Linked DNA regions of Homo sapiens: region 2 is linked to region 1. Evidence: chromatin loops called from intact Hi-C (ENCODE). Cell type or tissue: lower leg skin. All regions are shown on one strand. Links, peaks and the distances in the headings refer to the core of each region. The heading gives the core; the rest is flanking DNA. Region 1 overlaps LOC107987065 (a long non-coding RNA gene). Region 2 has its middle 140 kb from the start of ALDH1B1.

What was found. Peaks named below come from ENCODE experiments on the same cell type or tissue, not always from the same donor. Only the 100,000 strongest peaks of a DNase experiment are listed, where the experiment ranks them.
Region 2: a loop joins it to region 1, with 3.0 times the contacts of the local background. A loop is called at or near these places in 2 of 110 quality-filtered maps.

The regions. Positions count from the first base shown.
Region 1 is chr9:38,336,194-38,352,360 of GRCh38, reverse strand. All of the region lies in intron 1 of LOC107987065 (a long non-coding RNA gene), which reads right to left. Among named protein-coding and RNA genes, the nearest start is that of ALDH1B1, 48 kb to the left of the region's middle. RefSeq lists an enhancer at 12,911-13,000. In lower leg skin, for the core only: no CTCF peak of the experiment used is centred there; no DNase peak of the experiment used is centred there.
Region 2 is chr9:38,241,686-38,257,852 of GRCh38, reverse strand. No RefSeq gene overlaps it. Among named protein-coding and RNA genes, the nearest start is that of ALDH1B1, 140 kb to the left of the region's middle. RefSeq lists a silencer at 4,975-5,175. In lower leg skin, for the core only: no CTCF peak of the experiment used is centred there; a DNase peak (open chromatin) is centred at 8,102.

The DNA.
Region 1 (16,167 bases), core at 3,168-11,167:
GATTTGTTACAAGGAATCTCATGAAATCCAGGGGCTAAATTGGGCCACATCTCCAGAAGGACTAGAAACAGGAAGTGGAAAGCCAATAGGAAAGCAAGGCACCCTCTTCAGCTCTTGTCTGCTTCCCTCTGCAGAGGGACTCCGATCTCCTGTCTTTGAATGAACATCCCCTGTTCCTCCCTGTACGTGGTAGAACATGGACACCCCAAGTGTCATGTTTCTATGTGACAAGTCCAGCCATCCACAGGGTGGCTGTCTCCGGCGTCCCAATTCTAAATTACCAAAGAACTGAAGAATGGGCTCTAACGGGCTCATCTTGGGTCAGGTGCTTACTTCTGGTGCCATCACCTGTAGCCAAGAGGGTCAGCTCAGCTTCTAACACATGGCAGCTGACAGCCCATCCTTGTGGGCAGGACTGCAAGATTACAAGGAAAGGGAGCTGAGAAGATGACCAAATTGGCTTCTGCCATACCTTCAGCCTAGTACTATTTTTGAGACACGGTCTCTCTATGTTGCCCAGGCTGGTCTTGAACTCCTGGGCTCAAGGATCCTCCTTCCTTGGCCTCCCAGAGTGCTGGGACTACAGGCATGTATTAGTTCATTCTCACGCTGCTAACAAAGACATATCCAAAACTGGGTAATTTATAAAGGAAAGAGGTTTAATTGACTCACAGTTCAGCATGGCTGGGGAGGTCTCTGGAAACTTACCATCATGGCAGAAGGGGAAGCAAACATATTCTTCTTCACATGGCAGCAGGAAGGAGAATGAGTGCTGAGCAAAGGGGTAAAAGTCCCTTATAATACTATCAGATCTCTTGAGAACTCACTCACTATCATGAGAACAGCAGCATGGGGGTAACTGCCCCCATGATTCAATTACCTCCCACCAGGTCCCTCCAACAACATGTGGGGATTATGAGAACTACAATTCAAAATGAGATTTGCATGGGGACACAGCCAAACTATATGAAGGCATGAGCCACCACACCTGGCCTAGCACTTTTTTAATAATTAAAAATTTTCCTGAGATAACTGTAGAATCACATGCAGTTGTAAGACAGAATGCAGAGAGAACTCTTATGCACTTTGCCAAGTTTCCCCTCAATGGTGACATTTTGCAAGACCATAGTATAATATCACAATCAGAATATTGATATTGATAAAAGCCACACATCTCATTCAGATTTCACCAGTTTTACTTGTACTCAATTGTGTGTGTGTGTTAAGTTTTACACAATCTTATCCCCTGGGTAGATCTTTGTATGGGATACAACCACACCATAGTCAAGATATTGAACGGTTCCAACACCACCAAGATTCCTTGTGTAGCCCTTTGTGGTAAGCTGAATAATGCAACTACCACTATCCCCCAAGAGATACAGGTCCTAATCCCTGGAATCTGTGAATGTTATAGGGACTTTGCAGATGTACTTAAGTTAAGGATCTTCAAAGGGGGAGATGATGCTGCTGGATTATCCAGGTAGGCCCTAAAAGTAATCACAGGGGTTCTTGTGAGAGGGAGGCAAGAAGGTCAAAGCAGGAAGTAAGAAATGTGATGATGGATGCAAGAGGCTAAGGTGATGCAAGGAAGAGGTCATGAGTCAAAGAATGCAGACGGCCTCATGAAGCTGAAAAAGGCAAAACACAGGTTTCCCCCTGGAGTCTTCAGTGGGACTGCGGCCCTGCCAACACCTTGACTTTAGCCCAGTGAAACTAATTTTGGACTTCTGATCTCCAGAACTGAGAGAGAATACATTTGTATTGCTTTAAGGCACTAAGTTTGTGGTCATTTATTACAGAAGAAATTAGAAATTAATATACCCTTTTATGAAGAATTCAGCAAAGTTTTTGGATACAAAATCAATGTATACAAATCAGTAGCTCTTCTATACACCAGCAATGACCAAGCTGAGAATCAAATCAAGAACTCAACTCCTTTTACAATAGCTGCAAAAATAAAATAAAATACTTAGGAACATACCTAACCAAGGAGGTGAAAGACCTCTGCAAGAAAAACTACAAAACACTGCTGAAAGAAATCACAGATGAAACAAATGGAAACACATTCCATGCCCATGGATAGGTAGAATCAATATTGTGAAAATGACCATACTGCCAAAAGCAATCTACAAATGCAACACAATTCCCATCAAAATACCACCATCATTCTTCACAGAATTAGAAAAAAAAATCCTGAAATTCATATGGATGAAAAAAGAGCCCACATAGCCAAAGCAAGACCAAGCAAAAAAGAACAAATCTGGAAGCATCACATTACCTGATTTCAAACTATACTATAAGGCCATATTCACCAAAACAGCATGGTACTGGCATAAAAATAGGCACATAGACCAATGGAACAGAATATAGAACTCAGAAATAAACCCCAATACTTACAGCCAACTGATATTTGACAAACCAAACGAAAACATAAAGTGGGGAAAGGACACCCTATTCAACAAATGGTACTGGGATTGGCAAGCCACATGTTGGAGAACGAAACTGGATCCTCATCTCTCACCTTATACAAAAATCAACTCAAGATGGATCAAGGACTTAAAGACCTAAAACTATGAAAATTCTGGAAGACAACATTGGAAAAACCCTTCTAGACATTGGCTTCGGTAAGGATTTCATGACCAAGAACTCCAAAGCAAATGCAATAAAAACAAAGGTAAATAGCTGGGACTTCATTAAACTAAAGCACTTTTGCATGGCAAAGGGAACAGTCAGCAGTGTAAACAGACAACCCACAGAGTGGGAGAAAATCTTCACAATCTATTCATCTGACAAAGGACTAATATCTGGGATCTACAACAAACTCAAACAAATTAGCAAGAAAAAAACAAACGATCCCATCAAAAAGTGGGCTAAGGACATGAATAGACAATTCTCAAAAGAGGTTATACAAATGGCCAACAAACATATGAACAAAATGCTTAACATCACTAATGATCAGTGAAATGCAAATCAAAACCACAATGTGATATCACCTTACTCCCGCAAGAATGGCCATAATAAAAAATAATAGATGTTGGCGTGGATACAGTGAATAGGGAACACTTCTACACTGCTGGTGGGAATGTAAACTACAACCACTATGGAAAACAGTATGGAGATTCCTTAAAGAACGAAAAGGAGAACTACCATTTGAGTTAACAATCCAACTGCTGGGTATCTACCCAGAGGGAAAGAAGTCATCATATGAAAAAGATACTTGCACATGCATGGTTATAACAGCACAATTCACAATTGCAAAACATAGAACCAACCTAAATGCCCATCAATCAATGAATGGATAAACTGTTGTATTATACACACACACACACACACACACACACACACACACACATATATATATTCCATCATATATATATGATGGCATACTACTCAGCTATAAAAGGGAATAAATTAATGGCATTCACAGTGACCTGGATGAGATTGGAGACTATTATTCTGAGTGAAGTAGCTCAGGAATGGAAAACCAAACACTGTATGTTCTCACTCATACGTGAGAGATAATCTATGAGAAAGTAAAGGCATAAGAAAGACACAGTGGACTTTGGGGACTCAGAGAGAAAGGGTGGGAAGGTGGTGAGGGATAAAAGAGCACAAATTGGATGCAGTGTATACTGCTCGGGTGATGGATCCACCAAAATCTCACAAATCACCACCAAAGAACTTACTCACGTAACCGAACACCACCTGTTTCCCAATAACCTATGGGAATAAAAAATTAATAAAAAAGAAATTAATATACCCTTTTATGACTGCACCCACCTCCATCCCAGCACCTGCCCTCCCCAGCAACCACTAATGTGTCTTCAATATCTAAAATTTTACCATTTCATAAATGTTATATAAATGGAATCATACATATGTAACATTTTGGAATTTGCTAGAGAGGGCCAAGAAGGGCCTCTGGAGCTCCAGAGAGAGAGAGATTGGGTTGGAGATGCAGGTTCAGAGGTGATGGTGTCCCATGGCTACAGGAGCCCAAGGGTGGCTGAGATTACCCAGACAGAGAAGGAGGAGGGACAGCAGGTGGGGCTGTCAACATTTAGGGGATGAACAGAGAAGGAAGATCCTGGGAAGGACACTGAGAAGGATCAGTTGGAAAGGGGGGTCGTCACAGGACTCACTGGTAGGGCTCAATGCTTGGTGGCCATGACATTTACTAGGGAGGACAGGGCATTCCTGACAATGCTGCCTTCTATGGGGTACATCCTGTGTGCTTGGCCCTGCTCTGTGCCCCGCTCAGTTCTTACCTCACCACCTGTGAGATAGGTTTTTCATTTTGTATTGTTTTGTTTTGTTTTTGAGACAGGGTCTCACTCTCTCAGCCAGGATGGAGTATAGTGGCGTGATCAGAGCTCACTGCAGCCTTGACCTCCTGGGCTTAAGCAATCCTCTTGCCTCAACCTCCCATGTAGCTGGGACCACAGGCACGTGACGGCATGCTTGGCTAATTTTAAAAAATTTTTTGTAGACAAGGTCTCATTATGTTGCCCAGGCTGCTCTTGAATTCCTGAGCTCAAGCAATCCTCTCCTCTATCTTGGCCTCTCAGGGTGCTGGGATTACAGGTGTGAGCCACTGCATCTGGCTGAGATAGGTATTATTACATCAATTTAGGTGAGAAGACCGGGGCTCTGAGTGGTGAAGGGACCTGCCAAGGACACCTGGCTGGTAAGTGGCAGAGTTGGGAATGGAACCTGGGCTGTCTCTCTGGGCTCTGGTGATTGTGTGTTAAACTCTTCTGAGTCAGAGAGAGTGGGGGCAAAAGAATAGGAGTTGGAATGAATTGGCTTGGACAAGTGCATGGGCTGGGGTGCTGAGGAAGAGGGCGTGGATCTGAGCCACAGCCTGCTGGCATCTGTGGAGAGGACAGCACTGGGGGTGGGAGGAGGGGGAAAGGGGAATGTAGGGCATTGTTGAAAGAGGAGCTAGTCCAGAGGAAGAGGCTGCAGACTAAGGAGAGACAGACAGACAGACAAGAAGCCTGGAAGAGTGGGAGCCAGAACCCAAGGGGCTGAAGGGCCAGCCCTGCACCTGGTGAAGGATGCACGTTAACAAGAGGGCCCCTTCTGGGGCTCCCTCCCTTTTCCTAGGTCTCCCCTTAAAAGAGGGGAACTGGCTCCTCCCAAGGCTCCTTTGCCCCTTCTCTGAGCTATCCACACCCCCCTTGTTGCCTGGTGAGGAGCAGCAGGGGATTCTAAACAAAGACATCAGGGAACTGGAACAAGAATGGATCATAACCATCCCAGCGCCTGCCAAGTCCCCCACCCCTCACACACACACCCCTGGGCTCCCGCAAACACTCCCTGGCTCAGGCCCAGCGCGGGGCCTTCTGGTGAGAACCCCTCCCTGGGAGTGCAGCCTTCTGGGCCGCTTTCTTCTCAGTAGGACTGAGCTGTCAGGCGCCTCCCAGAGATTTCAAGACGGCTCCCCTCCCCCAAGGGATGCCTTTGTCTTTGTCTCCATAGAAGAGGCAGCAGCAGGGGGTGGGGTTTGGAAGAGGGGAAATGAGACAGGGTCCTTGCACCCAGAAAGCCTAATTGGGGTGAAGGGTGGCCAGACACGGATGCTTTTTGTGTGGGTCATAGGAGCTCAGAGGACTGAGAGGTCCCTGCCTTCTGGAAGGTAGTCAGAGAGGACTTCATGGAGGAGATGGCCTTTGGGCTGTCCTGGAAGGACAGTAGATTAGATGGGCAGAGATGAGGAGGAAGAGTGTTTCCAAGTGAAGGGACCACATGACCCAAGGCTCGGAGGTGGGAGAGAACCAGGGGTACTGGAGAATAGGAGGTGGGCCCGTGTGAGTGGCCCTGAAGAGTATGGGTGGAGATGCTGGGGAAATGGGGAATAAGGCCAGAGAAGTCCCAGGCCAGCCGGATGGCAGAGGGCTTGATTGTCAGCTGAAGAGCATGAGCCTGGTTTCTCAGCCCATGGAGAGCACCGAAAGTTTTGATAAGGATAACGGCCCTGGTCCTTGGGGTGGAGAATAGAATGAGTAGGGTGAGGTGGAGGCAGGGAGAACAATGTGGAAGGGCTATGGCCTGGACAGGGCAGTGGCTGTTAGGGTGGGGAAAGATGCACATGTGAAAATCACCTTCAACAGAAGGAAAAGCTTACAGAACATGGACTGGGGGGAGGGGTGAGAGAGAACAGGTAGTCAGGGATGATCCTCAGGCCACACAAGCAGGCCCTTGGAGGTGCAAGTGGGTCAGGTGGAGAGTGTGGTTGGGGCGGGGGTGGTAGTTTTCTGAGCACAAAAGTCTGTGTCCCTTTGGGCATCTGTGGCTGGGAAGGAGGGCTTTGCTCCGGGTAAGATGCAGGTGGGAGGCTGCAAGCATGTTGTATGTGGCAGGGCTAGGTGCTGTACCCAGGCAGACCCAGGACCTGTCACAGGAGAGGTGTCTCAGGGAAGAGAGCAGAAGGCAGTAGCGGGCAGGAGCAGGGGATGAGCAGCCACTTGCCGCCACATAGAATGAGTAAAAGGAGAGTTCGGGGGTTTTTTGCACTCAGAGGTGATTCTGAACTGGACCTTCCTTTCCATTATCCCATTATCAATGAGCACCTCCCACGTGCCAGCTAGTGGCAGAACCATGGTGGCTTCCAGCCCCAGCCCCTATTTTTAAAGAAGTTTCCATCTGATGGGGGAGAGAATGGGTTCCAATATTAGGCTCACCATGCTCAGTGCCATGAGAGAGGGACAGAGGGACAGGTCAGGGAAGGAACCCTCAAGGAGGTTTGCTCACAGGGACATGGGGAAAGGACAATTCCAGGAGAAACAGCCTGAGCAAAGGCCTGGAGACAGAAGTCCATCAGTGTAGACTGAGCCCAGGCAGATTTGGGAAGGGGAGAAGGGGAGACAGGAGATGGAGAGACAGAGGAAGCAGCTCTAGAAAGGCAGATTCAGGTGGATGCAGGTGACCTGGGTTCTGGCTATGGATGGGAGCTGTAGTGCAGGCAGCAAGGAGGGAGAGTGGGGTAGGCAGAAGGGAAGGATGATGGAAGCTTTTCATAAAGGCAGAGGCAGGGTGGTTGCTGGGCCTGAGAGGTCAGTGGGCCCTGGCCGCCTGTCTCGCTCGCCAGGACCTCTCCATTTCCATTACTGCCTGGGTCCTGACTCCTTTATATTACATTTCTGGATCACCCACTCATAAATCCTCTTCCTGCCTGGGGCTGGGAGCCCTTGAACAGGCAGCAGCTTTGATTTAAAGCAGGGCTGGCAGTAAAGGGGGAACAAAACTACCCAGAGAAGAACACAGGCAGCAGAGGCTTCCCTGGGGGAGATATGTAATTAAAGTGGGGCCGCCTCTCTCTTCCTGAGAGCTTCCTAGAGGATGGACGAGGGGAAGGTTGCCACCTGCTACATCGGTCCACTGGGCCAGCACATTCCCAGTTCCAGGAGGACAGGGCCAGACTCAGAGCTGCACACACTAGACTCCAGCTGAGCTCCCTGCTGTAGTCAGCAGACTTCTAAGATTGTCTCCAGTAATCCCCACCTGCTAGTAACTATGCCCTTGTTATGGTGGGAGTCTGGGGTGGATCTAGTGACTTGTTTCTAATGGATACAGACACATAGCAAATGAGATGGGTGCCACTTCCATGACTGGGCTATTAATACGAAAGACTGTGAATTCCTTCTTGCTAACAGTCTCTCTCTGTCTCCCCCTCCCCCTGCCTCTTGCCTTCTTGGTTTGCACACTTTGATCAAGCAAGCTGCCATGTTGGAGTGGTCCACATGACAAGGAACTGAGTGGGGGTCTCTGGCCAACAGTTAGAGAGGAACTTAGGTCCTCAGTGCAACAACATCCAAAGAATTAAATCTCATCAACAATCGCATGAATGAGATTGGAAGGAGATCCCTCCCCCAGGCATCATCAGATGAGACCACAGACCCTGGGCTGACACCTCCATTGCAGCCTCACAGAAGAGGCTGCATCTGTCATCAGATGACATAGAAGATATCGCTAAGTCATGCCTGATCCCAGGCCCACAGAGACTGGGAGAAAACAAATGTGTACTATTTTAAGCTGCCAAATTTTAGGGTAATATGTTACACAGCAATAGATAACTCATACACCTGCTGATTTGAGCCAGTCAATTCCTTGCTCTGAATCCCAATGTTCCCATCTGAATAAATGGGCTAATAATACTCAGCCCAAGGGATTGATCAAAGATCAGAGCCAAAAGCAGATGGGAAAGAGCTCTGAGTGCTGTAAAATGTTGTGTACATGGGATGCATTTTTGTGAATATAATTATCTCAGTGAGGGGTTGGGGAGAACATGGTTCTTATCTTGACTTCTCAACTTATAGACTGAGAGGCCTTGTGTAAGTCAGTTAACCTCTCAGTCCTCAGCTTCCTCATCTGTAAAAGGGGTTTGTTGGGAAAACGAAAGGAGAATTCAGGTAAATCATGCAGCATGTGCCTAGCGTATAGTAGGCACTCAGAAAAAAATCATGGCCCTTCTTGATTCATGTTGTTACTGTTGTGGTGATTCTGAATGAGATGAAGGGATGAGGACGGTGAATGCTGGTTCTTCCCACTGCACTGGCGCAAGAGCCTTGGCATCTGCAAGATCTCTGGACCACCAACCTGATCTCAGCCGAGTGTGCCTCTCTGGGGAAGCTGACAGCAGAGAGCAGATTGATCCTGCCCCAAGAATCACCCTATGCACGAGCTTGTTAAGGCTGCCTTACTAAGGAGCTGCTGGCAGAGAAGCACCTGACATGGAGGACGCAGAAGCAGAGCTGGCCCTGTGGCCTGTTCTGCAATGGACTGGCTGCTGTTTATTCTGTGTTTCTGAGACCAGCCCCAGAGTGCTCTGGGGATGCCCTGGAAGTCTTTGATGGGAAAGTCAGGCTTTCTGAGCAGTGACAGTGATGTTTCGGAACCAGGTCAGACAGCATGTGTTCTGAGCTGAGGATGCAGAGTGATGATGGGAGATGAAGGAGAGGAGGGGTCAGAAAGGACATCCTGGGGACAACATACACCTTGGTTAGCGATCACCATTCCTGGTCTCTGTTGGGTGTTGGATTCTGACTGAATGGCCTCTGGACCTCCTGTCACCTACTGGTGAAGGCCTCTCTGCCACCCTCCTGGGCCAAAGTCAGCTGGGTAAAGCAGAGCCATTGGCCCTGAGAGGCACAGTGACTTACTTGCACAGGGCCACTCAGCCAGTTGGTGGAGTAGGAAGCAGAGAGTGAGTCTGTCCAACCTCAAAGCCCATAAGAAAAATCAGCCTACAGGAGCTGTGCTTTGAAGGCTGAACTCATTCCTGGTCGTCGAAAAGAGAGGATGAAATTGCAGAATTTGGCACATTTTAATCCTGAAGTTTTTTATTCAAAGGATGACCGTCCTGCAGCATCAGAGCCCAAGTGTGTCCTGTTCTGAACAATAGCAGAGACAATGACTATAAATAGCTGCCATGAAGGTAAAGAGTTAGGTTCCCATGGAGAGACAATGGCATAGGAGACGCAACTGGGGTGGGGGACAGGTGTCAGAAAAGTGTCCTCTGAAAAACCAACATTTGGGCTGAGACCTAAAGGCTGAGCAAGAATCAGCCAAGGGAAGGATAGAAAAAAGAGAGTCACAGGAAGAGGAAACCATGTATGCAAAGGCCCTGAGGCAGGAAGCTGTGTGCTGTGTAAGTGATGGAAAGGAAGCAAGTCTTCCTGGAGCTCTGTGAACAAGAGGACGATTGCTTGAGGCCAGAGGACCCCCGAAGGCCTTGATAAGAAGTTTAGATTCAATTCTAAGTGATCCAATTCCCATTTTTAGTGGGTTAGACCTCAAGGAGTCTAGGGGTGGGAGTAAGGGAGTGATAGATGGATTTGGTTGGAGATATTGCCATGTTCTGATATTAGTTAGAGGGGTAGTGTATCTGGCAGTTGATGAAGAGATGAATAAGATAAGGGAAACTCATTGGAAAGCACCTAATGCCTTCGAGTGGGGTAGCCTCAGTACCCCTGGGCAGCTGGAGAGCTTGCTCCAGGCTTTGAAGGGCTGGACTATCAGAAGCCACGGTGCTTGTCCATGTGCTCTCCAGAGTTTGCCCTTGCTCTCCAAGGACATTTGGACATCTGGTCCAGGCCTGAGTCACCTTCTCTGCCAAGTGATCACATTGACAGGCTCTGCGGGCAGGAATCTGCTCTTTGCCTCTGTGGTAGTCAAAAGAATGTCTCGAGAGATATCTATGCCCTCATCTTCAGAATTGGTGAATATGTCAGGTTGCATGGCAAAAGGAAATTAAGGTTGCAGATGGAATTAAGGTTGCTAATCAGCTGACCTTTAAACAAGGGGGTTATCCTGGATTATCTGGGTGGGCCCAGTGGAATCACCAGGGTCCTTTAGATGTGGGAGAGGGAGGTGGAAGAGGAGGTTAGAGTGATGTGATCCATGGATCTGAGGAGGACCTGATCCATGATTGCTGGCTTTAAAATTGAAGGAAGAGGCCATGAGCCAAGGAATATAGACGGCCTTTGGAAGCTGGAAAAGACAAGATATGGAGTCTCTTCTAGAGCTTCCAGAATGGAGTCTTTTCTAGAGCTTCCAGAAGGGAATGCTGCCCTGCCAGCACTTTGACTTGAGCCCACTGAAACTCATGTTGGATGTCTATCCTCTGGAAGTTTAAGATAATACATTTGTGTTGTTTAAGCCACTGACTTCATGAAGTTTGTTCTAGCAGCAATAGGAAACTATAACAGTTGCCCTCCCCGACATGGGCACCATCTCTCTGTGGGTGGGTGGTTTTTTCTCAAGCCCATAAAGTCACCTTTCCCCCAAACCCAGGCACAGTGGAAAGAGCACTGGACCTGAAGCCTGGAAACCTGGGCCTCAGTCTCTGCAGCTTTGTCAACTACCTGTGAGACCTTGGGCATCTCCCTCTGCTTCTCTGGTCTCAGTCTGCAAAGGGGCTAATACCCACCCCGTATGACACCTTGCAGGGGGACAGCATTCTGCAAGCCATAATGTGGTGCACATGTGGAAAGGATATTCATGGTGCAGGGGGGTGACATGCTTTAAATGTTTGTCCCCTCCAAACATTTCATGTTGAAATGTGACCTCCAATGTTGGAGGTGGTACCTGGTAGGGAAGGTGTTTGAGTCACATGGGTGGATCCCTCATGAATGGCTTGCTGATGAGTGAGTTCTCAGTTCTCACTCAGTTTAGTGAGATCTGATTGTTTAAAAGAGTGTGGCACCTCCCCACTCTCTCTCTTGCTCCTGCTCCCACCATATGATATGGCTGCTCCCCGTTTGCCTTCCATCATAATTGGAAATTTGCCGAGGCTCTCACTACACTTCCTGTATAGCCTGCAAAACCATGAGCCGATTAAACCTCTTTTCTTTATAAATTGCCCAGTCTCAGTTGTTCCTTTATAGTGATGCAAAAACAGACTAACACAGGGAAGAAGTTCGTAGTGCTCGAAGACCAGATATTTAAATGAGAGAAAAGACACAGGCATGAGGAAAGATAACATAAAGTGGAAAAGCTACAGGGAGATGTGACTGTTGGGCCCCCATTCAAGACTAGAGCTGGGCAGCACTGAATGTGTACAGGGGATGGCAAGTCCCAGGACACACAGCTAGTGAAGCTCATGAGGCTGGAAAGGCAGGCGAGAGCCTGGCCTCACAGGGCCTCGAGTGCCAGTGTATTAGTCTGCCAATAAGGATATACCCAAGACTGGGTAATTGATAAAGAAAAAGAGGTTTAATGATCTCACAGTTCTGCATGGCTGGGGAGGCCTCACAATCATGGCGGAAGATGGAGGAACATTGGCACCTCTTACATGGTGGCAGACGAGAGCATGTGCGGGGGAACTGCCCTTTATAAACCCATCAGATCTCCTGAGACTTATTCACTATCATGAGAACAGCACAGGAAAACTGTCCCCCATGATTCCATTACCTCCCACCAGGTCCCTCCCATGACACATGGGGATTATGGGAGCTATAATTCAAGATGAGATTTGGGTGGGGACAAAGCCAAACCATATCGGCCAGACAGAGCCGCCCAGCCTTTATCCTGAAGACAGATTCTGGGGAGCCCTAGTGGGGACCCAGTAACTTATTGGAAGGCCATGCCAGGGGGATGGGGCGCAAGGAGCACCTAGGAGACTAATATAAGAATCTTAGCTCAGGGTGGGAGGGAGGGTCCTCAGATAGGTGTGAATGCTCAGTTCACTCACTCATGACTCTGCCCTTGCCAGCTGGGAGCCCTTGAGCAAATCACTTACCATCTATAATCTCAGTCTTTCTCCTGTTCAGTGGGGCTTGGTGGTGGTGCTAACTCCATTGTAGAGTTGTGGGGCTCACCCCAGAAAACACACCCAACACCCTTGATATGGACCTCCTTGTGCTGCCCAAACCTCCATGCTCCCCTCTCACTATCCAGTGACTTCCACCCCATCAGGTGGACATGTTGGGTCCCTTCATTGTCCTTCCATCCACACCTGTGGCCCCCCTGCAAAAGCAACTTCTCTTTCCTGTTGTCTCTCTATCCTTTCCCAGCAAGGGCTTCTGATGTGTGCTCCCAGCATCCCCACATTCTTCAAAAGACGTGTTTGGAAACAAGAAATTGCTAGAGAGATGATTCAGTCCTTGGCCTCAGCTTGTGTCTGGACATAAGCAGGCCCATCTGTGGAGGCCGCACTGCCAAATTCTGTCACTCTTGCTCCATATGGTCTGTGCCCCCCTCTATCTCCCTCCCAGAAGCTGCAGTCTGTGCCTGTCTCTCACTCTGCTTTGGTTGCTACATGGAAAATTCAGCAAGGGATGTCTTGACTCTAGTGAGCAGGCATCTCTGCTCCTCTCCTGCCTTGCCTGGGACCACTATGGGGGCAAATATTGGGGGTGGGGCGTTCTGGGCTCCTTTGGAACCTCTTCCTTCTTGTCCACATAGGGCCACAGTGTGGAGTCCTAGAGCTGAGAGGAACAGAGGGAGGCTGTCAGCTCCTGCCTTGGAAGTAGAGGTCTCTGTGGCAGAAAGTAACTTCCTGAAATGCTGGCTCTGTCGTTCACGGGTCCAGTTCCCTTGTCCTAAACAGTGATGTCAGACAGCCTCTTTCAACCACAGCCTTGCTGGCAGGAAGCTGGACTTGGCACTAAAAGACCTCAATTCATATCAAGCTGTGTGACCTTGTGTTATTGGTTAACCTCTCTGAGTCATCTTGTGACAGTTGTGAACTGCGAGTGGTTATTCATGCCTTGTTCACCTCCTAGGTTGGTTGTTGGGGTCTAATAAGATGCCCATTGTGAAAGAGCTTGGTAAGCAGTAGGGGAGCAAATCTCAAAGTGTGGTCCCTGGGCCATCAGCCATAGCATTACCTAGGAATTCAGGAATAATGTAGACCTACTGGTCCTGAAGCTCTGGGGGTGGAGCCCAGCAATGTGGATTTCCACAAGCTTTCTGGTGACTTCAATGCCCACTAAAGCTTAAGAAGCTCTGGGAAGATGAGCATATGGATGAGACCATCCCCATCTCCTCATCAGTATATTGGCTCAGAGAGTCACCTTAAGTGTGCCGGGGCCTGTGCCACGTTTGGCTGTGTAAATATTTCATTGCAAACAGTCTAAGGTTTAAAGATCTGTGTGATTTCATCTGGGCAAATCCATTTCAAAATAAATTCATGATGTTTATGGGCAGAGAGAAAAAGCAACTTCCCAGGGAGATTTAAACCCAGGATGGCAAACTCAAAGCCTTCGGGAGCTAAGCAGGTGATGCGAATGTGGGAAGAGGTTGGGGTAGGACAGGGAGAGGCAGAGTCTGGCTGTGCTGCAGAGCTCAGCCCTTACCTAATGGCATTAAAAAATAACAAAAACCCTGATCTGGCCAAACAAAACACATATGTTAGACAGATCTGGTTCAAGGTCTGCCAGTTTTTAACTGGTACAAATGCTGAGGGGTGGGGAGGAGAAAAGAGATTTGGTCTCAACAAAGCTATGCATTGGCCACAGACTTAGTTGCCCTGGAAAATAGTGTTTGGCATGCAGTTATAATTCCCAGGTTCCGCCTGGGTTAACAATGGCATGATTTCATTAATTTGCTTGTTTATTTATTCCACACAAACTCTTTTCTAGGGCCCATGCTAGGTTCTGTGGCCCCAAAGCTGAATTAGACACTTTCTCTCGAGGGACTGGACATGTCTGTGGATGCCTCCTGTCCATCGTTTTACAGCATTCTGTGGAGTGCTACTTGACGAGCTACTGGGTATTCCACGGGGAAAGTGGTCCAGGGTTAGCTAAGCATGGAAAGCGCCTAGTTAAACAAAGTTACTTCACTGCAGGACTTCTCAGAGCCGTTGCTATGCTAATGTGTATTACACATTAAATGACCTCAAAGTGTCTGGGCCTCTCTGGGGTTCCTGATGGGCCTGTATGTCCTGACCTGTACTGGGGCTGGTGAGTAGATGTGGGATCCCCTAGAGGTGTGGCAGGGCCAGGGACCTGCTGCGCTTAGGCTTGGAGGGGTCTTCTTCCCCTGGGACCTTCAGGATCTGCAGTGAGACACTGAGGGGACAGTCCTCAAGGGGTGGATTTCACTTTCTGTGGCAGTAAGAGAGCTCAAAGGGTTTAATGCAGAGGTCCCCTGGTTCCATTTGCATTTGAGAAATATGACCGTGCTGGGGACGGGGAGGAGGGATCCACATCGGAGAATGGAGAACTGTCAGTGTCCCGTGCAACAGGAATGCTGAAACCTACTCCCATGCCAGTTTCTGTTTCTGGATTTTATTACCAAGAAAGGGTGAGAAAGCAATTTCTGTATTCAAACAGGGCTTGATCTCTTTCCTACAGCACATAAGCCACTGATCCACCAAGGAGCTTGAGGAAGCCTCAGACAGAAGGCCTTAGTTACGTTAACTGCTGCTTTTACAACCGAGGCTGGCTCTGACTTCTATGAATAAAATTTAGAGGTTCAGGACAGATCTGAAAACCAATCTCTCCCTTTTTCTCTTCTCAACTCTCCCCACTCATTGTCTGAGGCTGGCGCGCGTGCTCTTTTCTCTTTCTCTCTCCCCACCCCCTTTCTTGCTATCCTGCTGGCTCTCTCTCCTTCTGCCATCTATGAAGTCAGTCCAGTTTGGGACTCGATATCTCTTTGTTCTGGAAATCCCCACAGCAAAAGGAGAATGAATTGCCCTTGGTCCAGGATAATCTTTTGCCGAATTAAGATGGAAGCACATTCATGAAAAACCACAACACAAAACAAAACAAAAAATCCCAACTTCCCTGAAAACATAATTCACAGAGATCATGTCCAAGAATAACTTCTTGAACTAATCAAAACTGATTCCAAAATTGCCTCCGAAGTATCTCTGATGGCTACGTTCAGTTCAGTTTCAGATACAGGGGTCTTACGTCCACAGTGGAAAGGGTGAGAAAGTCTCACTTTCTTGATAAACCAAGTCATATTTAAGAAAGGCCTGGGAATATGAAAGTTTACTTTAGAAGAATCAGAAAAAGCTGGACGCAAGGCAGGGGCAGCATTTTAAAATGTCTATGTGAATCCCCCACAGCGCGTGCCGCACCATTGATGTATTCACGCGGAGCTCTCATTCATTTAATCCTCCTCATTACCTATGTTCTGTGGTCCGGGGAAGTCAAGCACTTTCCCGAGGCCACACAGGCAAGAAAGGACAGCTCTGGAGTGAAATGCTGGTGTACCAGGTTTAGGCCAGTCCATGCTGTGTCTGGGATGGATCTCGAAGGGTCTGTGCATCTGGGGGATAGCAGGAGAGAGAGGTTTTCGATTTGCTGGAGCAGCAGGAGGCGCCTGCTGGCCTGTCTCTGTGACAGAAGGGAACGGGACTCTCCCCACAGACGGGCCTTGGGGATTTCTCCCCCTCACTCTGTCCTCAGTCCCTCCCTTTGGCAGCCCTGGGTCTGTCAGTTTGCAGGGGATACACCAGCCAGCAATCCCAAGTCATGCTCCCAGGCCAGGAAAAACATAACAGGAAACCTCCTCCCGGTCTACAGGACAGGTTCCCCAGACTTCAGCAGACCCACGGAAATCTGCTTGCATGGATCTGTAGTACGCAATGACAGCCTGCTTGGCCATAAGATTCAAGGCTCACATTTCTCAGGTGACTGGAGGGGGTTCTAACTCATGGGGGACTCTGGCTTCCATCTGGCCAAGACTACAAAGAGCATCTCTTCCCAT
Region 2 (16,167 bases), core at 4,237-12,236, 96 kb after region 1:
GACAGGCCCAGAGACCTCTGTCACCAGGAGTCAGGGCAGAGCCAGGCCTGCAATGCAGGGCTGCTGCCTGCTCCATCCCCCTGGACAGTGGACCCCAAACTTGAGCAGGCATCAGCATCACCTGGAGGGCTTGGTTAATCACTGACCGAGGGGCCCCACCTCCAGGTTTTGATTCAGTAGGTCTGGCATGAGGCCTGGGGATTTGCCTTTTAACAAGTTCCCAGTGATGCCTATGCTGCTGGTCCAGGAACTGCACTTTGAAAATCATTATTTAGGAAGCTGCCTTGTGCCTAGAAAGGTGGGATGGAGCCCAAGAATGAGGTGCCGAGGAGGTAGGAATAGCAACTGCTTTCTGGAAGGAAATGGAGGACAGAGTAAAAATAAACTTGAAGGTTCTAGGATGGGCAGGCTTCAGGGGGAGGCTGGGCGGAGGAGGAAGAGGTGGAGCCGGGGTCCATTCAGACTAGAGTGAGGCAAGGTGCCTGGAAAACAAAACTTAAGAGACACTCACTCTCAGGTTTGTACAGGCACAAGGTCAGCAGCTGCAAGAACCTGAGAAGGACTGTCTCTTTAAATATTGTGGGCTGGGCGTGGTAGTTCACACCTGTAATCCCAGGACTTTGGGAGGCCAAGGCAGGCGGATCACGAGGTCAGGAGATGGAGACCATCCTGGCTAACACAGTGAAACCCTGTCTCTACTAAAAATACAAAAAAAAATGAGCCAGGTGTGGCGGCGGGTGCCTGTAGTCCCAGCTACTTGGGAGGCTGAGGCAGTAGAATGGCGTGAACCCGGGAGGCGGAGCTGGCAGTGAGCCGAGATTGCGCCACTGCACTCCCACCTGGGTGACAGAGCCAGACTCCGTCTCGAAAAAATAAATAAATAAATAAATAAATAAATAAATAAAAATAAAATAAACACTGTGCGCTAGCACCTGACTTGCTTCATTCCAGTCCCAGCTCTGCCCCTGAGGTCCCCATGTGTCTGTCAGGCTGTCAGGTCAGCAGTGCACTCAGTGTTTTCATGAGTAGCGACCTTCTGTGGGGCTCTGCATTCCTGATGGAAAACTCTTCTTGGTTAGAAGCATGACATTTAAAAGCCTAGGCCAGGAGGAAGGTAGGTGCACATGTGTGAAAGTGAGAGAAAGAGAAGACCTGGAAAGAAGGCAGCCAAAGTGACATACAGCAGTGTGTAGACTCCCTGCTAATTAAAGTGTGCTTCTTGGAACAGTGGCATCAACACCACCAGGGGAGCTTTAAAAAATTCCAGTGCCCAGGCCACACCCCAGAATCTACATTTTAGCAGGATTGCCAAGTGATGTAGGCACAGGAACATTGGGATCACCTGGAGAGTTTCATAAAATACTGATGCCTGGGCCGTGACCCAGAGATTCTGAAATCATTGCTCTGGGTTTGGCGTGTGCTCCGGGGTTTTAAAACCTCCCACGTGTTCTCAGGTGCCACGTAGTCTGAGCATCATTGGTGTAGACAGCTTCAGAGGTCTTTAGAATTGGTGTTGGAGGCAATGTGACATAGTAGAACTCACACAGGATTTTAGTATTTGGAGTGCAAATTCCAATCTTGACTCTGCCACTAACTAGCTATGTTGGCCTTGGCCAGATCATTTTTCTCTCTCAATTTCCTCAACAGTCAAATGGGAATATTAACAACCTCCCTGGACCAAAAAGTTAATTATGATTAATTATTAGAGTTCAAGGGAGTCTTGGGTAACATTTAGTCATGGATCCTCAATTTTACCCTTGAGAAAGCTTAAGACCTCTCTGGGTTTCAGTTTCTCCACTTGTAAAATTTAGAGATCGGACCACTAAGGGCTGGTTATGGTTTAAATGTGTCTCCCAAAAGCATATGTTGGAAACTTAATCCCCAGTGCAAGTGTTGGGAGGTGAGGACTAAAGAGAGAGGATTAGGGCATGAAGGTAAAGCAAATGTATTAATGCCATTATTGTGGGAGTGGGCTCCTTATAAAAGGACAGGTTCACCCCCCTCTTGATCTCTCTCACCTTCACTTTGCCTTCTGCCATGGGATGACGCAGCAAAAAGGCCTTCTCCAGATGTGGCCCCTTGATCTTGGACTTCCCAGCCTCCAGAACCATGAGCCAAAATATCCGTTCATAATACCCAGTCTGTGGTATTATGTTACAGCAGCATAAAACAGAGTAAAAGAGGCCTTTCTCGAACCCACTGTGCATGTTTCTCCCCTTGTGCAATGGTTCCTTCTGGCAGCAATTCCTGCCCTATCTTTCTTAATCCAGTGCTTCCTGCCTTTCCACTCAAGAGTGGCTCCAGCACCCCTTCCTCCAGGGTTCCCTCTCCCTGCATCCTTCATCCTGGTCTAATTAAACTATAGGTTTACATCTCTTATAGGCTGAGTTTACATCTTTTAGGGAACCTTCCCTGACTCTCTCCTATCAGGCCCAGGTTAGAGGCACCCTATTCTCCCTAGTCCCTCTAGCCCTTTCTCTTGTCTGATCACCAAACGGATTATAAGAGCCCTGTGGGCACTCTCCCTGTCTACATTGTATCTCCAGTAGGTATTCATCAATTAAGTGTCTGAGAGTTAAAGGAACGGCATTGGGAGTCTGTGATCAATTGATTTCACAATGAACTCTTGCTCAAAACTTGTAGCCTTTGCCATCTCGATTCAACTCAATGTGTAGAAGGTAACTGAAGCATGAGGAAGGTCTCATTAATTTCATTAATTTAGGTCTCTTCCCTCCTGACACTAACCTCAATTATCTAACTGCTGGAGGAACAGTTTTCTGGATGGTGAAAGAGCAACTGATTTATAAGCCTCGGTGGATCTCAGCCATAACCTCTGTTTAGAAAGCACTTTCCTATCTGCTGGCTGCGGCTGGAAAGATGGCAGGGCTGGAATGGTTATAATCCCACAACAACAGGAATTGCTTGAGGGCTGGCATTGTGTCTGTTTGGTTCACTGAAGTATCCTTGGCACATGGTAAGCACTCAGTAAATATTAATATCTGCTCAATAAGAAGCCTCATATCAATACAGATGACAGAAAGAGAGACTTTGGAGGGCTGGGTGGCTCACCCAAGCCCACAAAGCTGGAGCTTCAGAACTGAGAAGTCCCAACTTCCTGTGCAAGGCCCTTTCTACTCTCCAGGACATGCAGTATCTGACCTGGTGCAGAATTTATGCTCCAAAATGTACCAACTTTTTATGTCCCTTTCACTCACACCGCATCACTTCAAGGGCTGGAGTGATGGTACTCAATGCTGGTGCCTTGCAGAAGTCTTAGGAACACATTTTCCCACAGCCCAGCATCTTTGGCTTCGGCCCCTGTGGAGCCAATGTGCTGGTGTGATTGAGCGTGCCCAGTGACAGTCTGCTTTCTGGTTAGATTCGTAACTGCCCATCTCACTGTAAGCACAAAGCAAAAGGGTCCCCCCACCCCCTGCTCCAGCCCTCAGCTCAGCATCTGGCAGGGACACTTAGTGCTCAAAGAGAAGAGCAAAGAGAGGCTAAACGAAGCATTTTGCACTTTCTTCTAAGTCAGGCAGGGGCAGATGGTGGCTGTGACATGGCAATGGCAGGGGGATCAGTCAGCGTGAAAACCATCCCCTCCCTTATCCTCCAGCAGTAATTGATGGGAAACCATGACACCTGCCCAGAGAAGTCAACGGCCAGCTCCCGATCACATTTCCCAGTTTCTTTTAACACTTGCTGTTAACAGGACAGTTGGTGACCTATAGAGGATTTGGCTTTTAGTCTTAGCTCCACCACTAACTTACCAATTCAACCTGAGTAAGTCAGTCTATACTATCCAGGAAAAGCTGCCTTAAAGGAGTGGAAATGAATGACAGCAGTAGCGATTATTAGTATAGTACTTGATAATTTTTAAAGTACGTTCACATACATCATTTCATTTAGTCTTGAGAGCAAGCCTGTGTGCCCATTTTGCAGAGGAGCAAGTAGAAAAATGGGTTAAAGACTTGCCCATGGTCAGTCGCACAAGCCTATGAGGCATGACAGGGACTTGAATCCATGTATTCTGACTAAAACTCTCATTTTTTCCTTTTTTTTTTTTTTTTTAATTTTGCTTTGGTCTTGTTCTGTCACCCAGGCTGGAGTGCAGTGGCATAATCACAGCTCACTGCAGCCTCAACCTCCTGGGCTCAACCAGTCCTCTCATCTCAGCCTCCCAAGTAGCTGGGACCTCAGGCATATGCCACCATGCCCAGCTAATTTTTGTAATTTTTGTAGAGACAGGGTTTCACCACATTGCCCAGGCTGGTCTCCAACTCCTGGGCTCAAGTGATCCACCTGCCTCAGAGTCACAAAGTGCTGGGATTACAGGCGTGAGCCACTGTACCCGGCCTCACTTTTTTCTCTTCGTTTCCAGTCAACTGACTTGGACAAACATTTCCTGATCATATACTGCATGCAAGGCATTGTGAACAAGACAACACGTGAACAGGCCATGGTTCCTGCCCCCTAGAAGCCCAGAGTCCAGTGGCAGGATCAGGCACATACTTTACCAGCAACCCTGTGGGGAAGGGACCAAGCAACAGAGGGTGGCCACAGCAGAAGTGTTACAGGACAGGGGTCCGGATCCAGACCCCAGGAGGGGGTTCTTGGATCTCCTACAAGAAAGAATTCAGGACGAGTCCGCAGTGCAAAGTGAAAGCAAGTTTATTAAGAAAGTAAAGGAATAAAAGAATGGCTACTCCATAGACAGAGCACCCCTGAGGGCTGCTGGATGCCCATTTTTATGGTTATTTCTTGATGATATGCTAAACAAGGGGTGGATTATTCATGCCTCCCCTTCTTAGACCATATAGGTCGACTTACTGAAGTTGCCACGGCATTTGTAAACTGTCATTGCGCTGATGGGAGTGTAACAATGAGGATGACCAAAGGTCACTCTTGTCACCATTTTGGTTTTGGTGGGTTTTGGGCGGCTCCTTTACTGCAAACTGTTTTATCAGCAAGGTCTTTATGACCTGTATTTTGTGCTGACCTCCTATATCATCCTGTGACTCAGAATGCCTTAACTGTCTGGGAATGCAGCCCAGTAGTGTTCAGCCTCATCTTACCCAGCTCCTATTTAAGATGGAGTTGCTCTGGTTCACAAGCCTCTGACAGAAGGTGTGGATGGCCCTATCAGTGTGGAGTGGGTATGGCTGCATGAAGGGGGTGATGTGTAACACTCCCTGGAAGAAGGAGTAGGGGCTCAGTAGGAAAGAGAGAGGGTGGAAGAGTCAGAGACATGTCACTGTCAGACACTAGGAGTGTGCAGAGGGGACAGAGGGTTCCCAGTGTCCAAAGATACAGTAGGAGGGAAGGCTGGAAGTTTCACTGACCCAGAGCAGAAAGAGACCAAAGAATTCAAATTTCTTTCTGCATGTGGCTGGGAAATTGAAAGGCTTTAAACACTGTCACCTAGCTCAGATTTACTTTAAAAATTAGTTTTAAAATGATGTTCTTGCACATATTGTTTACAAACAGAAGCAAAGGGAAAAATAAAAGTTACCTTTAATCACCTTGTCCAAAGATAACCAATATTTTCTATGAATAGATATATTTTTCTAAAATGTCATCATACAGTTAATATTCCTTTGTAAACTTTTTTTATTATTTTGTGAACATCTTTCATGACATTAAATATCCTTCTTCAACCATGGTTCTAATTTTTGGAGACTCATAGACTCCTCTAAAGATCTGATGAGCACAGACCCTCTCCCCAGAAAATGCACATTCCCAAATACACACCCGTCATGTCTGCCAGACAGAAATGCGGGCCCAGGGTTGCCATTTCTTTGGATTCTTCTAGAGAGCTGGAAATACATTTCTCATGTTAAATCTTCTGATTTTTAAAGGTTGGCAACTAACTCAAAATATTAAAAAATAAAAGCAAAACAAAAACTCTGTGGGGACCAAATAAACTTGTTGAAGGTCTCAGTCTCTTCTGGGGAAGCTGGTTTATAATCTCCGGCCAAGGCCAAGGTTGAAGGGATTTAGGGCTTATATAGTCAGATATGTTTCCAACCTCATCTCCCATGCCACACCTTCTCACAGAGCCAAAACGCTCTCCACAATTCCCACTCCCACACCTCTGCTCATGCAGATTTCACACATGAAATGCCCCCCACTGTCCAAATCCCACCCAATCTTTGCAGGGCTTTACGACTCTGCTCCTTGGACACTTGCCATGCCTCTCTCTGTTCCTGGCCACTTGTCCCCTGCTAGACTGGGAACTCCTAGAAGCAGCACCATTTGATTCATCTCTTTGTACCCACCCTCCCCCATGCAGGACCCCCAAAGAGGCTGGAGTGGATGCTCAGGAAGCACTATCAGGGGTGTCAGACCCATCAGCATTTATCCTGGTGCAAGTGAATTCTTCCCTAAAGCAGACAGATGGATAATTACAGCCTGGCTTTAGCAATCTGCTATGCATTCACCCCTCAGGGTGTGTGAATTGCTGTGGAGTTCTTATGGGGGAAGGGGAGGACCAGAAAGTGACTCTAAAAGGAAGATTTAAAAGGAGGAGCAAAGGTAGAAAAGCTTTTGTAAAAATCTGGAGCCCTGCCTTTAAGCCATGGAGAAAAGAAGACAGAACCAGACAGGTGCAATCAGGAGGCCCAGCCCTGCCCTGCCATGACTCTGGACAGGAGGCTTCCCCTCTCTGAACAGAAGGTGCATAGCCAGATCACCTCCTAGGGCCTCTCCTTTCCAAGATAATAAGATGCTGCACGGCAGTCAAGGGGATTTATGGTATCCCTGGTTAACCCAATCCAGAGGCTACAGGCACTGACTTCCAGTGGTCTCTCTCTCTGATGGGGCCTCTAGAAGGGAAAATGTTTAGCCAGGAGCTGTCCCACAGAGCCCATTAGCACAGCTGCCCCTGCTAACCCTAGAGGCGATTGCTTGGTGAGGTCCTGCAGGCCCCAAAATGTTTCCAGGCCAAGGGAGATCATGCTGCTGGGCAGACTCCAGGACCAGCTCGAAATTCCTCCCGTGGCATCGAGAAGCAGTGCTAAGATAGTTAGTACCTACAGGACCTTGAACAGGCCACAAAAACTCCCTGAGCCTCAGTTTCTCCATCTGTAAGATGTGAATGATAAACCCAGTTCTGCTTGACAGTTGAGATTTTGACATTAAAAAGTCCAGCACAGAGCCTGGCACATGGCAGATGCCTAAGAAATGTTAGGCCTCCTTGTCTGTTGGGCCTCAACTTGATAGGAACAAGTCAGACTTTGGACACAGCCCCAGGCAATTCTGCAGATACCAGGAACCCGGCTTTACCTTCAACAGAAAGACCCCAGCCTTGCCGTGATTCAGTCTTAGCGAAAAACATCCTAGCAGGACAAGCGGGCATAGGATGGTGACTGCAGTGGGGAGAATTGAATGCCAAAGGGAGAAGAGAAGCTGGATCGGGTGTGGAGTACATGAAACCCCTCACTGGGTGTCCGAGATTGTTAGTCACAGTGACCCCAGCCAAGGGGCTTTCTTAATTATCTGGACCAAGCCTCAGACCCTGAGCAGGGCCCAGCTGGCACTTTCCAATGGCAAAGACTGGTGACCCCATGAGAAGGGACATTAGACAGAGTGAAGCTAGAACCCCCAGTTCACAAATGAGGAAACTGAGGCTTACAGTGGAGAGGTGAGTGCTCAGAGGCAGGGCTGGCACTCAAGTTTCCTGAGTCCTTCCTGGGCACCCGCTGCCTACCAGGAGAGGAAACCAGGAGGCAGGATAGGATAATGGCTTCGGGCACACAGACCCAAGAATTGAGAAAGAAGAAACCATTGCAAGTGTCAAGTGGAACATTGCACCCCCCTCCCCACCCCGACACCAGGCACTCTGCTCACCTGTGTCGTGCAATGTCTGCCTTCTAAAACCAGCCAGTTTAGCATCACGGACTTTAGTCTTAAAAGTTAATCACTATGTTCCTGCCTACATTTTTTAAGCTCTGGTTTATGTGTTCAACATGCATGCCTCATCTCAACCTCTGCTGCTTTCCCCATGCACTGCTTGCTTCACTGCTGTACTCTTGAATCCTGCCTCAGTACCCAGGACATAGAAAAGTCTGCATAAATGCATGTTAGTAGAGGGACAAGTTCATTCATTTATGAGCAGGTTCTGTGGCCAGGCCCTTTGCCAGGTGCTGGGGGCACAGAGATACATATGAGTGGCTCCCTCATCCTGGAGAGCAGCCTCCATGGCTTAGCTGCTGCCACATGTGGCTCCCTTGATTGGAGGCTCTCTGAGAGCTGATAGCCTACGTTACTCAGTTCTGTTCCCCATGGCACAGGTCTAGCTCAGAGCAGGGACTCAGAGGCCATGGGATTAGGGGAGCAGAGAAGCAGATGTTTCGACTCTGCCTTTTGACACCAAGAAATTTTTACCTTGAAGAAAAGTCAGTAAGCTAGAACTGCTGCAACCCTTTGATGTCTGTCTCCATCTCTCTCTGTATCTCTCCTTCTCTGTTTTTGTCACTCTCCTTTCCCCCTTCCCTTCCATCTTTCCTCCCTCTTAATGTCTGCCCTAGTTCATAAATTTGCTCACATTTTTTTCATGGGTTAACTTAGAAATAAAGATAAGCTCTTAGTCATTTACCCAACATGTGATCATAATGACTGGTGGCAGTAGTCAGCATAAAATGTTGACAGGGGCTAGAAGTCCACGGGGTGGAAATTTTTATTGACTAAAAATTGACCAAAGCTTCAAATCTTCTTGACACTATGTTGATTGGCTCGATACGACCCAGGAAACTTGGGCTTGGTGGAAATAATGGCCATAAAAGAAAAAAAAAAATGACACTCTCATAAGTCAATTTTTAAAAAACAAACTGACTGGTAAACCAAGTCTTCATGGTGAAACAGTTTGATTGAAATAATTTTAGTAAGACCAAAATGGGAATGGGAAAACTTGAGAAGAAAACGAAACTGAAAAGTAATCAAATTAGTCAATTAACTTTATGGTGCTTCCTTTAAAAAATAATTTTTCCATAAGAATTAATCAGTGTTGATATAATTCTTATTAAACTGTTGATAGCAGCAGAGTCCAATCCCCAGGCTTGTGGTGCAGTGAGGGAGACATGGATGACTGGCCTTGTTTTACCTGCCTACCATCTCTTATTACTCACTGTGCACACGCAGATGCCTGTGATGGGCTGCCTGGTTCCTCCTGATTTGTAATCATCATTGTCTTACCAGTGATTTTTGTACTTCCAAACGAGTTGAGTTTTTACACTAATCACTGCCTCTTTAATCAATTAATGAGAATTAAAAGGTCATCTATCATTGGAAATTGCAACTGGCATCACCAAAGCACTACATTGGCCCACAGATGCTAAAGAATTGCATCCTACGTGAATAATTGTACTTTGGCTTTAATGAGATTTTATTAACATATGCATTATTAATTAGACCATTAATGCAGATGTCATTTTGAGTCACACCAGGATTCCCGATGGCTCACATGGTTATTAAACCTTGCTAGTTTGCACAGTGAATTAATATTATATTAAAGGTTCTCTCCACTGTGTATACTAAATTAAAATGCTTACTTTCAACGTCTCACCCACAGCATCCACGCATACTTGTTAGGGAAAGGAATAAGAGGGAAAGATTTCCATTGTAAGACCTGAGAGCTTTCTGTCTTGCAAATAACTTTGGTGTCTGCAAGTAGATAGAGAAGGAGAAGCTTAGGGAGTGGAGAAGAGAGAGGAAATCCCTCCCCCACGCCCCACACCACGAAGGGGCCTACTGTTCTTTAATTAGCAAGGTTTCCTAATGTGTCTAAAATAGAATATTTAAACTTTTTCTCACTATAAAGTATCATGTATTTATTGTAAATGATTTAGGAAATACGCATACACAAAAATGAGAACGTTTTCATTACCCATTCTTTCAGCACTCAGTAATTACCATTCTGAATATTCTCGTGTGATATTTTAGTCTACTTTCTCTATACTTAGACATCCTTTTACACAAACAAAATAATACTCTACGTACTGTTTTAGAACCTGCCTTTTTAACTTAATATTTCTTGGATACCTTTCCATATCATTTAATGTTCTTCTAGAGCATCAATTATCACATTACACATATCGATCTATGTGATTCTTTTCTATGGCTGTGGGTTGGTCAGCTTTGTGTGTCACACTGGCTAGGCTACAGTCCCCTAGTTATTCAGTCAAACACTAATTTAGATATTGCCATGAAAGCATTTTGTAGATGTGATTAAGGTCCATAATCAGTTGTCTGTAAGTAAGGGAGATTATCCTGGACAATCTGGGTGAGCCTGACTCAATCTATTGGAATGCCTTAAGAGCAAACCTGAGGTCCTCTGAAGAAGAAGAAATCCTACCTGTGGACTGCAGCTTCAGATGATGCCCAAGAGTCCCAGCCTGCCTTTCCTGCTGGCTGCCTTACAGATTTTGAACTCTCCTAACCAGACCCCACAACTATGTGAGCCAATTCCTTGCAAGCAAGCAACAAGCAATAAATGAATATATAACCTACTGGTTATGTTTCTCTGGTTGATCCCTGATGAATGCAGGCTGTGTAGGATTTTACTACATGGCCCTACCGTAATTTATTGAACCAATCCCCCATTGTTGGACATTGGGCTGGATTGTCTTGTTGTCAACTTGGCACCATCTCCTGTTTCAGGCTGGAATGATGCTTCCCAGTATGTTGTTTGCTGTGTGTGTTTCCAGGATGGGGATTACTGATGGGAGAAACCCACGCAAAATTTGGAAGGAAGAAGGAAAAGGGAAGCCACTGCTGCTGGGAGGGAATGCCAGTCAGGCACAGTGGCAGCGTCACTAGGCATGGCAGCTTCAACGGACACCAAAGCTTTGCCGACCACCCCGTGAACTCTCACCCCATGGATGCACTTTGGTGGCCAGATGCATGCAGTTCCTCAGACTTTCCCACAAGCTCGTCCCCGCCAGCTGCACCTGGCTTCAGACAGAAGTGGTTACCAATGGTTTCTCCAATGCTTCAACATTCCCTTTCTAGAACCTCACTGTCACTACTACTCCCAGATTTGCATAAGCCCCAACTCCTGTGTTAAACCCTTTATTCCCATAATACTTATAATAGCTCTGTTTTCCTCAATGAAACCACTAGTTGTTCAGGGGAACTGGTCTTTAAGAATGGGAATGTGAAATTCTTTCACTACTATTAGAATTAAGGGCAGAAATGTCACCATTGCAAAATCATGGTAGTCCATGGCACAAAGTGGCAAAACATTTCCTTAAGTTATTACCTGTAGTCACCTGAAGTCAGGTACGTGGAGAAAAAGTCAGGTGACCGACTAGCTGCTGTAACAGAACAGTGGAAACAGCATGTAAGGACTGTAGGTTAGTTAGCTACTTCTGACTGTGATGATGAATTTGAAAAAAGAAAATGGTGACCTTGGGCTTAAAGTGACCAACTCAAGGCCAGGTAGGAAAAGACAAGGCTTTGATGACTGCCCTGAAATAATCCTTTGGTTCAAGGTCACAGAAATCATTGACCTGACCACATCCTCTAAACAGCAGGCCTGATACAACAATGGATTGGCCTTTGATAGACTCATTTATGGCACCTGCCAAGTGACAAACCTTTGCAGGGCTGAGGTAATGTCCTGTGGAATGGGGTATATGCTCTAACTCAGTGACCAATGTCTGCTACTGTTTCTCCCACAGCTAGCATTCATGGGTCCAGGAATCAATGGAAGGAAACAGAAGTAGTTCATACCACAACTACCCTTAATGAAGCACAAGCAACATTTTCATTTCTATCATTGTGGCTTTGAGCTCCCTGGTGCAGAAGTCTTGATTCCCAAAGGAAAGCCACTTCCATCAATGGACACAACCATAGTCCACTGAACTGGAAGCTCAGACTGCCCCCTGGCTACTCTGGGCCCCCCGTGCCATTTAACCAAGAGGCAAGGAAGGAGGTAGTGTCCTCACTGGAGTGATTAGTCCTGATTACCAAAGGGGAAGTAAGCTGCTACTACACGATGAGGACAAAGAGGAGTCTTTCTGGAACCCAGGAGATTTTTCTGGAATGCCTCTTAATACCCCCATGGCTTATGGTAAACGTTCATTAAAATAACAGCATAGGCTGGGTGCGGTGGCTCACGCCTGTAATCCCAGCACTTTGGGAGGCCGAGGCGGGCGGATCACGAGGTCAGGAGATCGAGACCATCCTGGCTAACACGGTGAAACCCCATCTCTTCTAAAAACACAAAAAATTAGCCGGGTGTGGTGGCTGGGGCCTGTAATCCCAGCTACTTTGGAGGCCAAGGCAGGAGAATGGCGTGAACCCAGGAGGCGGAGCTTGCAGTGAGCCGAGATAGCGCCACTGCACTCCCGCCTGGGCGAAAGAGCGAAGACTCCGTCTCAAAAAAAATAATAAAATAAAATAAATAACAGCATAGTCTAATGCCGTAGGCTCTTCAGGAATGCAGATGTGAGTTTTCCACCAGGCAAGGAACCATAACCAGCCAAGGTGCTTACTAAGGGCAAAAAAGTTTAAGAAGGGAAGTGGAAGGAAGTATAGCAGGAAATTTCAATGTTCCAAAAGCTAAGTATACAGTTTCCCCTGCTTTAATGGAGTCCTCATATTGTGAGATATTCAAAATAGCAAGTTCTCCTAGCTTAGGTTTCATAAATCTTCAAATGACAAAAAACCAGTTTGACCACAACTTTCCCAAGCCTTCTGTACTGAGTGAGGAAGTGTCCATCTTTACCCTGTTCAGGGCACACATCTCTGTCCTCAGAGGTCCAACTGCCGGTTCACATGGCATCAGAAGGCAAATGAGAAAAAGATGCCCCTTTCCCACATGAAGTTTCAAAAGAGTTACATTATTAATTTTTTTTTTTTTTTTTTTTGAGATGGAGTCTTGCTCTGTCACCCAGGCTGGAGTGCAGTGGTGCAATTTCGGCTCACTGCAGCCACCGCCTTCTGGGTTCAAGTGATTCTCCTGCCTCAGCCTCCTAAGTAGCTGGGATTACAGGCATGCACCACCACGCCCGGCTGATTTTTGTATTTTTAGTAGAGACGGGGTTTCACCATGTTGGCCAGGCTGGTCTCGAACTCCTAACCTCAGGTGATCCACCTGCCTCAGCCTCCTAGAGTGATGGGATTACAGGCATGAGCCACCACACCCGGCCCATTATTTCTTAATAATCATTATTATAACAGTCATTTTGTATATGTAACAAAAAGAAAATTGTAGAACATCAAAGAACACTCGAAATTCATTGAGCTGTATACTTAAAATTTCTGTACCGTATGTACATTAAACCAAAATACAGGATGTTAAATGAAATAGAAATTTTAAACTCATACTCACTGTAATTAGAACTAGAATATGATTGTTTTAAAATTGCTAAATATGTTGTACAGCACCCCTTTTATGCCCCACCTCACATCCTCTAGGCAACCTTTTCTACTCCAGCTGTTTTTGAGACAACCAGCTGTGTGCAAGTTTAACCTGAGAGCAGCTCACTCAGTCGCCCCTGTTCCCTCCTCAACCCTCTTGTTTTTGGCTTCTGGGGCTTTTCTGCTGTGGCCACATACGGCATTCTGACAAATGTGCAAACTTTGAAGTACAAGGGAGTTAACCTCTCACAGGGCAGCAACCTTTGATCAAAGGGGGATTGGCACAGGTGCAGAAATATACCCTTCTTCTGCCCCATGGCAGATGGTTCTGGAAGGCATTCAACATGGCTCCTCACAGGGTCCCACCAGATGGAGCGCAGGTGTTCAGGGTGGTGTCCAGCTGCATAGCTTGGATAGATTTTTTTTCTTTTTCACATTTTACAGTTCACTGGGGGTCAGTTCCCACAAATAAACCACACACCCGCAAACCTTTGTTTTAGCCTCTGCTTTTCAGGGAAATCTAAGCTAAGACAGGCATCTTGCTTTCATGAACACAAATTATAATCATTTTAACACTCACTTGCTCCAATATCTCATTTTCCCTAGAACTGGTTGCTAGATTTGACAGATTACAAACCTTAAGTAATTTAAAATACATTTTAATTTCAGGAAGCTATGTTCTCCATTGGCAACCAATATTGGCAAAGTTAAATATGTTCTGAGAGCCATAAAAGTGTTCAGAAATACATTTAGTAAATTATTGATGCAAGTGTATTGCTCAACATCAATGGGAGAGTTTAGAAAACAATTTAAGGTTTTAGCTCCTCACAAGTTGATGCCCTATCAACAGCATAGCAGTTAATTTCCATTGTAAATTTTTTTTTTTTTTTAAATTTATTTTTTTATTGATAATTCTTGGGTGTTTCTCACAGAGGGGGATTTGGCAGGGTCATGGGACAATAGTGGAGGGAAGGTCAGCAGATAAACAAGTGAACAAAGGTCTCTGGTTTTCCTAGGCAGAGGACCCTGCGGCCTTCCGCAGTGTTTGTGTCCCTGATTACTTGAGATTAGGGATTGGTGATGACTCTTAACGAGCATGCTGCCTTCAAGCATCTGTTTAACAAAGCACATCTTGCACCGCCCTTAATCCATTTAACCCTGAGTGGACACAGCACATGTTTCAGAGAGCACAGGGTTGGGGGTAAGGTCACAGATCAACAGGATCCCAAGGCAGAGGAATTTTTCTTAGTGCAGAACAAAATGAAAAGTCTCCCATGTCTACTTCTTTCTACACAGACACGGCAACCATCCGATTTCTCAATCTTTTCCCCACCTTTCCCGCCTTTCTATTCCACAAAGCCGCCATTGTCATCCTGGCCCGTTCTCAATGAGCTGTTGGGCACACCTCCCAGACGGGGTAGTGGCCGGGCAGGGGGGCTCCTCACTTCCCAGTAGGGGCGGCCGGGCAGAGGCGCCCCTCACCTCCTGGACGGGGCGGCTGGCCGGGCGGGGGGGCCGACCCCCCCCCACCTCCCTCCCGGACGGGGCGGCTGGCCGGGCGGGGGGCCGACACCCCCACCTCCCTCCTGGACGGGGCGGCTGGCCGGGCGGGGGGCCGACCCCCCCACCTCCCTCCCGGACGGGGCGGCTGGCCGGGCGGGGGGCCGACCCCCCCACCTCCCTCCCGGACGGGGCTGCTGGCCGGGTGGGGGGCCGACCCCCCCACCGCCCTCCCGGAAGGGGCGGCTGGCCGGGCAGAGGGGCTCCTCACTTCCCAGTAGGGGCGGCCGGGCAGAGGCGCCCCTCACCTCCCAGACGGGGCGGCTGGCCGGGCGGAGGGCTGACCCCCCCACCTCCCTCCCGGACAGGGCGGCTGGCCGGGCGGGGGGCTGACCCCCCCACCTCCCTCCCGGACGGGGCGGCTGGCCGGGCAGAGGGGCTCCTCACTTCCCAGTAGGGGTGGCTGGGCAGAGGCGCCCCTCACCTCCCAGACGGGGCGGCTGGCCGGGCGGAGGGCTGACCCCCCCACCTCCCTCCCGGACGGGGCGGCTGGCCAGGCGGGGGGCTGACCCCCCCCACCTCCCTCCCGCACGGGGCGGCTGGCCGGGCTGAGGGGCTCCTCACTTCCCAGTAGGGGCGGCCGGGCAGAGGCGCCCCTCACCTCCCGGACGGGGCGGCTGGCCGGGTGGGGGGCTGACCCCCCCACCTCCCTCCCGGACGGCATGGCTGGCTAGGCGGGGGGCTGATCCCCCCACCTCCCTCCCGGACGGCACGGCTGGCTAGGCGGGGGGCTGACCCCCCACCTCCCTCCCGGATGGGGCGGCTGGCCGGGGGGGGGGCTGACCCCCCCCACCTCCCTCCCGGACGGGGTGGCTGCCGGGCGGAGACGCTCCTCACTTCCCAGATGGGGTGGCTGCCGGGCGGAGAGGCTCCTCACTTCTCAGACGGGGCAGCTGCCGGGCGGAGGGGCTCCTCACTTCTCAGACGGGGTGGTTGCCAGGCAGAGGGTCTCCTCACTTCTCAGACGGGGCGGCCAGGCAGAGACGCTCCTCACCTCCCAGACGGGGTCTCGGCCGGGCAGAGGCGCTCCTCACATCCCAGATGGGGCGGCGGGGCAGAGGCGCTCCCCACATCTCAGACCATGGGCGGCCGGGCAGAGACGCTCCTCACTTCCTAGATGTGATGGCGGCTGGGAAGAGGCGCTCCTCACTTCCTAGATGGGATGGCGGCCGGGCGGAGACGCTCCTCACTTTCCAGACTGGGCAGCCAGGCAGAGGGGCTCCTCACATCCCAGACGATGGGCGG